Regions from separate parts of the Homo sapiens genome. Here region 2 is linked to region 1. A link is a loop called in an ENCODE intact Hi-C map of the cell type or tissue named here. Cell type or tissue: CD4-positive, alpha-beta T cell. All regions are shown on one strand. Each heading gives the region's core, and the rest is flanking DNA. Links, peaks and the distances in the headings are about the cores only. Region 1 holds the start of LOC124902468 (a long non-coding RNA gene). Region 2 overlaps ANXA11 (annexin A11).

Evidence for each region. Hi-C counts contacts between places; a loop is a spot of excess contacts. Peaks named below come from ENCODE experiments on the same cell type or tissue, not always from the same donor. Only the 100,000 strongest peaks of a DNase experiment are listed, where the experiment ranks them.
Region 2: it touches region 1 in a loop (12-fold over the local background); 2 of 110 quality-filtered maps call a loop at or near these places.

What each region holds. Positions count from the first base shown.
Region 1 is chr10:78,301,210-78,306,585 of GRCh38, forward strand. LOC124902468 (a long non-coding RNA gene) reads left to right here and starts at 804. Exons shown (of 2, transcript XR_007062212.1): 1 at 804-912. RefSeq lists a silencer at 1,847-2,456. In CD4-positive, alpha-beta T cell, for the core only: CTCF peaks have their summits at 2,407 and 2,615; DNase peaks (open chromatin) are centred at 2,192 and 3,352; H3K4me3 peaks cover 1,436 bases; H3K27ac peaks cover 999 bases.
Region 2 is chr10:80,185,037-80,190,412 of GRCh38, forward strand. The region is part of intron 1 of ANXA11 (annexin A11); the gene reads right to left. Among named protein-coding and RNA genes, the nearest start is that of ANXA11, 18 kb to the right of the region's middle. RefSeq lists enhancers at 1,108-1,608, 3,249-3,348. In CD4-positive, alpha-beta T cell, for the core only: no CTCF peak of the experiment used is centred there; DNase peaks (open chromatin) are centred at 1,805, 2,615, 2,975 and 3,065; H3K4me3 peaks cover 1,399 bases; H3K27ac peaks cover 3,840 bases.

The DNA.
Region 1 (5,376 bases), core at 152-5,151:
TTTTTTACAAAAATGTGGACCTAGGTACATAATGTGTGCTATGCATAGGAAAAAGCCTGGAGAACTTGCACGAAATGGTCACACTGTTTTTCAGTGATGGTAAGATAAAGGGTAATTTTAAAAATTCCTATTCTTTTCCAGATTGTTTCTAACACTGCGCATGCCTTTCGGAGACAAATTTTAAAAATAAACATTATTTTTAAAAGGAAACAAACAAACAAAACCAAACAGAAGGGAGGCTGGGTTTCTTGGGGATTTCGGGAGTGCCTGTGTCTCCACGACCTGGGCAGTGCTCTTCTGAGAGGACTGAGGGCTGGGGAGGCAGAGAGAGCAACGACAGGCTACCAGCATTGAGAAAGAAGGCCTCAAGGCCACATTGAGAAGGACACTACGCTCTGGATCACAGGCTGAGCCCTGCATTCTTGACATTGGAGCCCTTCGGGAGTGCCAGAACGAGCAGTCCCTCTCCTGGAGGAGCCTGCCTTCCCACCACGGAGGCTAACACCACAACAGCCACAGTGAGCCACCCCTTCTGCCCATCTTCTTACGTGTCAAGCACTGTGTTCAGTGCCTTCACAGGTAACTTCGATAAGTCACGATGGGCATGCTGCGACTAAGTTGGTACTGATATTCTATTGGTTTTAAATGGGGAAACTGAGGCTCAGGAAGGTTCAGTATTTTGCTGGAGGTCACACAGCCAGGCAAGGGCAGAGCCAAGATTTCAGTTTCAATCTGTCTGGCTTGGAAGACTTCCTTATCTTGTGGCAGCATCTCCAGAGATCATGGGTCAGCCTCTTCTTGCCAGAGGCGTGTGTGTGTGCACAGACACATACACGCTGAGTGACAGAGGGACAAAAACAGTGAGCACCCACCCAGGCACTGTGCTCGAAATTCTTCCTGCAAACCTGCAAGGTAGGTTCTAATGATGTTCCCATTTACCCCTAAGCTTGCGCGGTGGCACGATTTACCAAGCATCACCGGCTGCCCAGGGTGACCTAGGATTCCAGCTCAGGTTTCTCTGACACTGATGTTGACCCTAGTGTGCTTCCGTGTGATCTTGCTTCTCTGGCTACTGGTGTTCTGCGGGTCTTGGACAGGTGAGGCAAACTAGGGCCAAATACTGCCCTCTGCCTGCCTTTGCATGGTCCCTGAGCTGAGAATGATTTCTACATTTTTAAAGGGTTGTAAAAACAAAACTCAAAGATTATGTGGCAGAAATATACATGGCTGGGCAAAGCCTAACATATTTACTTCCTGGCCTTTTAGAGAAAAAGTTGACGACTCCTAGCTTAGGGTCCTGAGGTCCAAGGAGGAACTCCTGGTCCTGCACATCTTCATCCTCCACATTTGGTGGTCCCAATGCTGCATGCGAGCTGTGGCTGTGGACTCAAAGCACTGTGGTGGGGGACATTTTAAAAATGAGCTGTAAAAATCTGCCACACTTAGGGCACTCATTTTCCCACTTATATTTTGGGGGGATATCTGTACCCAGGGAAAAGCTCAGTGATCCTTGTTGGATTTCTAGGGTGAAGGGCTTTTATCTCAGCATGGGGTCAAGTGCAGCTATGTGTGGGTGGCAATGAACTTCAACATCTAGCGTGATTCCCCTGCAAATTGGAAGGCACCAGTGCCACCCCAGGCACCAGCCTTGAGTGTCAGGCATAGTGCCAGGTGCACAAGAAGAAAGCAAGGTCCCTGCGGATCTCATACAGCCCAGTCTGGGGAAGCAGGGGAGCCCCTCTTGGGTATCCGAGTTGGAAGAAGAGGCTATGAGAATGGGAGGAGGGGCAGGGAGGACAGCCAGGAAATGCAGGCGGTGACACCTGCGCTGTGCCCTGAGAGATGAGGCGTTACGCGGACTTGGGGGAAGGGACGTGGGGAAGTTGGTGCTGGCCAGGCGCGGCGGCGGGAAAGGCCCTGGGCAAAGGGGCCCAGAGGGGCGGCGGAAAGTGGAGCGGGGCTGTAGGTGTCAGCAGAGACGCGGCTTTGGGGCCGGCACGGCCCGCCCCTCGGCCCGCGCGGCCATTGTCTGCGCCAGGCGCCGCCTTGGCAGCAGAAGGTGACATCTGGTGACTAATGGCCGCGGCTGCGCGCCGCGCTCCTCCCTCCCGCAGCGCCCGGGGCGCAGCTGCCGCGCCGCCTCCTCCCCACTCTTCTCCCCTCCCCTTCCCTCCGCTCTGTGGGCCAGCGCGGGGGCGCGGGGCGGGCAGGATCGATGCCCTGGTTTCCGAAGGGCAGAGGCCGCCCGACCTCCAGCCGGCCGGGCCGCCCCGCCCCGCCCCACCATCGCGCATGCGCGTCCTCCAGAGCGCTCCCTTGGCAGCCAGCCCGCGAGGACGCGGCTCCCCGCCAGGGGCAGTGCAGGGAACAGTCATGCCTCCCTGCCCCCGGACGGCCTCACTAGCGGCTGCAAACACCGGCCCATACCGGAGCCTATATGCATGTGCATTAACTCGCAGGTGCACGAACCCACGGTCACACGTGCTGTCATGCATTGTACACCTGTGCTTGTTCATGCGTGTTCACAGACGCATACGTGGGGGCCGTGCTCGCCCACAGACTTACCTCCAAAATGTCTTTGAGTGTGTTCACATAGGTACACGCATCACGTGTGGACTCGCGCAGCCATGCACTGCTTACACACTCAAATATAGGAACACCCATGGGCATGTCTATATATACACTCACAGGCACAGCAAGTGATGCCCTTGTTCTTGCCAAAGGTTGAGGGAGGGACAAAGCGCCTAATTTAGATCTGAGACAGGATCTAGTGTGGACTAGGTACCCCTCTTCCCCAGTGTTTACACTACTTATAAATTAGTTGCGTTTGAGAAACTACATAAAAAACCTGGAGATTTCACCTATAGATCTGGATTTCTGGCTTCTTTTGCAAAATCAGAAGCTCGGGAAAATTAAGGCATACTCCCAGCTTATCACAATGCGCTGGGGCTGAGCTGCAGGGTATCCCTCAGTCTGTGATTAAAGTTCCCCTACCTCCACCCAAAGGCCCCCTCCCCATGCTGGTTCCTTCTTCCCTAGCCAGGATTTCCCACGTGGAGCCTCAGCCCTAGCCCTGACTTTGGAGCTGGGCTAACTAGCTTTAGCCCTGATGTCCACAGCAAGGAGATCCTCTCCACTGTATGATGTTGGGGGGGGGGGTGCTGCCAGCCATAAGGAATCCCTCTGCAGTCTGCAAAGTACCCTCTTCACGCAAGGACGTGGTTCACCACAGCAGAACCACGTGTGGTTCTGCTGACAGCTCCGAGAGCAGAGCGCTAGTGCTTCCATCTTATAGTTGAGAAGATGGCGGCTTGGGAGTAATGATATTACCACCTAGTTGGAAAGTGCAGATGGGGTTGCAATCACTGTAGCTGAAGTGTGGGAGGGGGAGCAGGGTTCCTCTACTTTAAGGTGCCCCTGAAGCTGGCTCCTGCCTGGCTCTGGCACATCTGTCTCCCCTCTCTGATATTGTTCCTCTCAGCCTCTGGCCTGGTGGGGACGCCTGGTTCACTGAGGGAGAGGCCAGTTCCTGAAGCTTCTGGGTGTCTGCATGATGTCAGGCTCTGGCTAAACTAGCGAGTGGCAGCCCAAGAGGCAGTGGGGAGCTATGTGGATGTTAGTGTCACCCACTGCCCACCAGTCCTGGTGCCCCTTACTCCTGCATCATCTCATCCACTCAAGGGCTCTGGCTACCTCTGAGGGCTGACACCCTGCCCAGTGGCTCACCTGAGCGCCTGTCTCACTTATTCTTCTCCACTGGAAATCTGGCATGTCCTTGACTCTCAGCATGTCCAAAGCCAGTCTGTGAAGTGGGGTGACCTCAGGTGGGGTGTCCAAAGTGGGTATAGCCTGAGCTCAGATCCCAGCTCTCCTTCTCCCTCCCTGTGTGACCCTGGACAAGTAATTGCCCTCTGTGCCTTCAGTGTCCTCCTCTGCAAACTGAGAACCATAATAGTACCTGCTTTGAGGATTGCCCAGTGAGGATTAATTGAGGAAATTTACACAAAGCAATCTGTGTGGTGCCCAACACAGATCCGGTGCTCAGTCAATACCAGTGCTTTTTAACTTTAGCTGGTTCTTCCTTCCGCTGCTCCCACCTTGGTTGGTTTGTACTTTCACCAACCCAGGACAGGATGCTGAGAATTACTCCTGCTCCTCTCTTTGCATCTTCCACACATTCAGTCCTGTCAATTTGACCTCCCCAATATCTCTGGAGTCTGCGCTCTCCTCTCACCCAGGGTGCCTCTGCTCTGGTTTGGTTTGGTGTCACCTCTGGTCTGCACACTTGTGTCCCCTAGCCAGGTTCCCAGGCTGCAGGCTCCTCGAACTTAAATCCAGTTTCATTGCTGCCTTTGAAATGCACATGGTGTCACTCCACTCTTAAGGTGCACATCCAAGCTTCATGACCTGGCATTCACTGTGGGTGGCTGAAAGGATAGCCATGGGTCTAGGGTGAAATTTTAGGAAGTAAAGCTGGATGTGTGCTTTTTCTCTCACCGTCCTGTGTCTGCCAGACCTCACATTTAGCAGCCAGTGGACCCTTCACTCCCACCTATCATACACATTTTCTCCCCTCCATGCCTTTGCCCAAGCTGTACTCTCTGCCTGGAAATCCCCTTCCCCACAATTCCAACTCTGCTTTCTGTCTTGAGCTCACCTATCCAGACCCTCCAGCCTCCCTTTATATTCAGTTGTTACCTCTCTCTCATGATCTGCTTAGAGCACCCTGCATATATTGCCTTGATTTTGCACTTAACCTCATTTGTCATATTTCTCTGTTTACATACCACCCAGACCAATGCTTCTCAAGCTTTATCAGGCACATGAACCACTTGGGGCTCTTTTCCAAATGCAGATTCAGCTGGTCTGGGCTGGTGTCTCTGTATTTTTAACAAGCTCCCTGGTGATGCTAATGGTGCTGGTTCAGGACTATATTTTAAATAACAAATACTTGGATAGTGAGTCCCTAGAGGGCAATGACTTGTGTTCAGTTCATCTTGGTATCCCTGGTACCTAGCTAACAGCTTGACAAATGGAAAATCAATTAAATGCCTACTGAAGTAAACGAATGAATGAATGAATGAACGAAAGGCATCTCATCCAGATGAGAGTGTTGGAAAGTCTTTTGGAGTTGTTGACACCTGAGTTGCATTGTTAGGGAGGTATAGGAGGGAGCCAGGTAGAGAAGGCAGTGGCGGGTTGAGATACTCCAGGTGAAGGTCAGTGCTAAGGCATAGGGATGTACAGAAGTGCAGGTGCAGGATAGTGTAGGAATGGAAGACTTGAAGTTCAAGGTGTTGGGGAAAGAGACCAGGTCGCCAATAGCCAGCCCTGGATTCCGTGCTAGCTTGTTTGATCCTAGAGCCTTTGGAGAAT
Region 2 (5,376 bases), core at 216-5,215, 1.9 Mb after region 1:
CCTGCAGGGCAAGGAACAGCATAATAAACACTTATAAATCCAAGGATCTCAGCAAGGACATCACACTCCCACAATATGCATTTTGGCCTTCTGTAGAGCAGAACCCACCTGGTGCATGACAGTCAACTGATGGACAGCTTGTTCATTTTCACTATAAGTCTGTTTGCTTCTGAACACCTACCATCTACTGCCCCCAGAAGTCTTGCTCAGATCTAACCGGGATGCCCAGGCCTAGCTCAGCCTCACTTAGAAGCAGATAGAGTGATGGGCAGCTCAGTGCTGCCCGGAATGTGTTCCCTGACACCAGCTTCATATCTTACAAGTTGTGAAGTTAGAAGGCACGCAGTTTAAGGAGCGAGACAGGCAGACAAGAGCAAGAGATTAGTTGCCCGAAAAGTTTAGAAAATGCTTACTACATATAGTTATGTACTATAACTACACATCCCCTTTCCAGGAAACTGCCAATTTGCAACAGCGTAATAAAAGCTCTGATAAATCCTGTAACAAAAGTGCCTGCTTAACTCTATCCTCAAATTTCCCAAACTAATTAGGCCATAATAGTAGTTACCATTTATTAAATGCTTACTATGTGCCAGGCACTGTTAAGTGCTTCACACGGAACTGAACTTTATAACAACCCTATGAGGCAAATACTAAAATTATCCTTCTCATATCAGAAATGAAGACTGAGGGACAGAGAGGCTGTGTAACTTGCTCAAGGTTATAGCTATTGAATGGCTGAGCCAGGCAGTCTGCTTCCAAAGCCCAGACTTTACCACTACACTATACTTCCTCACAGAGCCCACTGGCCCCAGGGACTAGTATTTTAAGAACAGAGCTTTAGAAACACTGGTATGATGAAATAGCATGGAATTCAGAATCAGGATACCTGGCTTCTAAGTCCGGTTTCACTGTATGAAACTTCATTACATACTTCATTAAAGGTACTTCATTAAAGTACTTCATTAAAGGCAATGGAGGATGGTGAGAAGAACACAGACTCTGAAGCCAGACTACCCAGGTTCACATCCTAGTCCTGCTCCCCACCAGCAACGCGATCTTGACAGTTTACGAGACCTTTCTGCACCTCAGTTTTCCCCATCTGTAAAATGGGGATATTAACAGTTTAATACCAAGTTTGTTCCCATTATATCATGTAACATATCATGACATCCTGTTTCTCCAAAACAAAATAAGAAAGAGAGGACCCTGGGCTATTTGATAATGCCCAGGATGAGAACTGTGGGGACTGAAGGGGGAAGGAGGGGGGTAGGAGAGAAACACGGAACTGGGGAGGGTCAGGGCAGTGTGACAGGTGGAGGATGGGAGTGGGGAGCACACTGGCATGGCTGTGTTGGATTTTCCAGCCTCCCAATAGAGAAAGCACCAACAGGAAATTGGCGCTGTTTTCTTTCCATCCCCTCCACGTGCCTGGGTGTATGGGGGCCTGCTCCACTCCAAGAGTAGAGGGGACAGCGAAGGCAAGACTGATGGTGGAGGGAGGCCACCGGGCAGGGAGATATGAAAGACCCTCGGAGAGTAAACCTGCCTGGGAGAGGGACCCGCAGAGGCAGGGCCTCAGCCTGCATGAAGCTCCAACCCTGCGGGCACCAGAGCCTGTCCTCAGAATTTTCACTGAGGTGTGGCATGGATGGGGCCATCTTCTCTCCTCCTGCCTGCCTCTCCAGACCAGGTGCTGAGAAGGGGGATGGGGGCAAGTGAGGAGGAACTCACTTTCCATACAACGCAGACCGAGAGCACACAGCGTCACACGCAGATCTCTCCGTCACGCTCCTCCATGGCAGGCTTCCCTGGAAGCCAGGCCACTCCTCTTTGTGGGCAGAGTCACCTCTGAGGCCTGCCCACACCAAACAGGCTCACATAAGAGCCAATGCTCAGTCAAATGCTGAGTCCAATTCAGAATTTCTGAGGAGTGGAAAGTGGGCAGCAGAGGAAGAAAGTGACAGAGACACAGTGCTAATATCTGGCTGCCTCGCAGGCCAGCACGTGATGGGCACTCAGGTCCTGGAGGACGCTGAGGTTCTTGCAACAGACACAGTGGCAGTGACAGAAAAAGCCCCCCACCCAAGTCCTGACTCCAAAGTGTGGCCAGGACCTGCTATAGTTTGAATACTTCTGTCTCCCCAAAATTCATTTATTGAAATCCCAACTCCCAGTGTGATGACATTTGGAGGCGGGGCCTCTGGAAGGTTATGAGGTTGGAGTCCTCATGAATGGGATTCATGGCCTTATAAAAGAGATCCCAGAGGGCCCAACCCTTTCCACCATGTGGGGACACAGGGAGAAGGTGCTATCCTATTTGTGAACCAGAAAGTGGGCCCTCACCAGACACTGAGTCTGCTGGCACCTTCATCTTCAACTTCCAGCCTCCAGAACTGTGAGCAATGTACTTCTGTTGTTTATAAGCCACCCGGTCTATGATATTTTATTACAGCAGCTTGAACGGATTTAGACGGAACCTAAGGATGCACGCGCATGTGCGCGCGTGCACACACACACACACACACACACACTCTCTCTCTCTCTCACACACTCCCAAAAAGGGAAACAGTGGGTTGTGTTTATAAGTGCAGGTGGCAGGGGCGGGGAGGAGACACAGGTCTCTGTCTTTGTTTACCCACTTCCGCAAGGGGAAGCCACCGCCAGTTACACCACCTGAGCAGAGGGAGCTTCTGCCAGGGCCCGCCTAGGAGGGACCAGCAAAACAATGGTAGTGAGCTGATGTCAATTGGGCACAAGTCCCAGGGTGGCTGAGGCTTCCCTGTCAATCCCACCCCTCTTAGCTGTCAGGTCACTCCAGTTACTGCAAAGTCCAACCCAGCTTCTCCCAGATCTCCTGGGCCCACAGGGATGTGCCACACCCCAAGTCCTGTGGTAGTTACTATCTACAAGACAACCCTTGCAGCAGCTCTGCCGGAAGGAAGCAGAAACTTCTCTAAACCCTTCCCTCATTTTGCAGTGGGAGGTAAAGGGAAGCTCTGCAGCTCCAAGACACTGGGCCTGAGCCTCACTGACATTGGCTTTCACAATGTCTACCCCTAGATTCTTGGCAGGCTTCTACCACCCCCAATTACTCTCTCTCACACACTCTAAACCAGCTCCCCCATCTTTTCACGGCCCACACTCCCCCGTCAAGGGCCCCAAACATCACAGGACAGTCACAAGGGACTTCTCAATTCTGCTGCATGAGTTTTACCGCAGCCCACACAGCTCTGATATCATCTTCTAACACTGCTGCTAGGCCACTGGGATGGTACACAGGGTTTGGAGTCCAGTGACAATGATTCCATTCTAGCTCTACCTCTTGTTAGCTGTGTGACCCTGGATATATAGATTGACCACTCTGAGCCTTTCTCCTCACCTGTGAAAAGAGGAAAAATGCATCCATCTCATTACACAGCTGTGAGAATGTAGTATTCTCACATATATATATATATATATATATATATATATAGCACTACAACAGGTATTAGCACACAGCAGGTGCTCAGTTAATTTTAACTTAGTCCCTAGGAGGCATTAGCCTGGAGCCAAGGTCTGGTTCCTAACGCAACTGCTTGCTGTGTGACCCCCCTGGGCAACTTAACCTCTCCGAACCTCCATTCTATCTGCAAAGACCTGATGTACCCCACCTACCTTGGATTACTATGAGGACTAAAAGTAAAAAGAACAGGAACGCGCTTTGTAAAGCAGGACACAGTTATCTTCACTCTGTGACCAACACGCCTAGTGGCCAAAGAAGCCAGGCTCTGACATTTCGAGAGGGAGAAAAGGGTCACAGATCCTGGGCACACACTAAACTCAGGTGTCAGGCTCCCGCCAGGGGACCAGCCCAGCCCACACAGTGAGGGGAGTGTCCAGCCAACCCTTAGGGTCCCGGGGCCTCAGGAAAATGCTGGTAAGGGGAGGGGTAGAGGGAGGGCTTTTCAGAGCCTGAAACTCAGCTACCATCAGCTTCTCTGATTAGGTCCCTCAAAGACATCCCCGGTACCTGTGAATGCGTTACTTTAGGTGGCAAAAGGGACTGTCCTGAGGTGATTAGGGTTACCCGCCATGAAATGGGGAGACTAGCCTAGATTATCCGGGTGGGCCCAATCCAGTGAGAAGCGTCCTTCAAAGCAGAGAGCCTTTGTTGCTGGGTTAAGGATGAAAAGGAAGAATAAGAAGGACAGAGTCCAAGCATGAGAGGGATTCCACCCATGGAGGAAAAGGGCCAAGTGCCACGGAACTCAAATGGCCTCTAAAGCTGGAAAGGGCAAGGAAGCATTCACCTCTAGGGCCACCAGACAAAGACACAACCCTGCCAACACCTTCATTTTAGCACCATGAGATCCAAAAGACCCTGAGATAAAACTGTAAAGATAAAAAAACCATGTGGTAAAATAGTGCAGCCACTATGGAAAACAGTATGGAGATTCCTCAAAAAATTAAACATAGAACTACCATACGATCCAGCAATCTCACTCCTGGGCATACAGGCCGAGTACCTCTCATTCAAAATGTGTGGGATCAGCAATGTTTCAGACATTGTGGTCTTCAGACCAGATGACTTCAGATTTTGGAATACTGGCATCATACTTACCATTGTGTATCCAAAATCCAAAAATCCAAAATCCAAAATGCTTCAATGAGCACTTCCTTTGAGCGTCATGTTGGAGCTCACAAAGTTTCGGACTTTGGAACATTTCAGATTTGGGATACTCAACCTATATACCTAAAGGAAATGAAAGCAGGGACTCCAACAGACATTTGTATACCCATGTTCATAGCAGCCTCATTCACAGTAGTCAAAAGGTGGAAACAACTCAAGTGCCCATTGATGGATGAATGGATAAACAAAACAAGATCTCCACATAAAAAGAGAATATCATTCAGCCTCAAAACAGAAGAAAACTGACATATGCTACAATGTGGATAAATCTTCAACACATTATGCTAAATGAAACAAGCCAGGCACAAAAGAACAAATACTTCTGATTCCACCTATATGAAGTCTCCAAAGGAGTCAAATTCCTAAGGACAGAAAGTAGACTGCTGTTGGCCAGGGCTCAGGTAAGAGGGAATGGGGAGTTTACATTTCCTGAGTACAGAGTCAGTTTGGGAAGATGAGAACCTTCTGGAGATGCATCGTAATGACTGTTGCACAACGAAGTGAATGTATTTAACACCACTGAACTGCACACCTAACAGTGGGTAAAATGGTAAATTTTACGTTGTGTATATTTTTACCACAAAAAGAGTTGCATGGTTTTAAGCCACAAGTTTGTGGTAATTTGTTACAGCAGTAATTGAAAACTAATTATTGAAAACTATTTGAGGTGATGGATATATTAACTAGTTTGCTTTATTTCACAT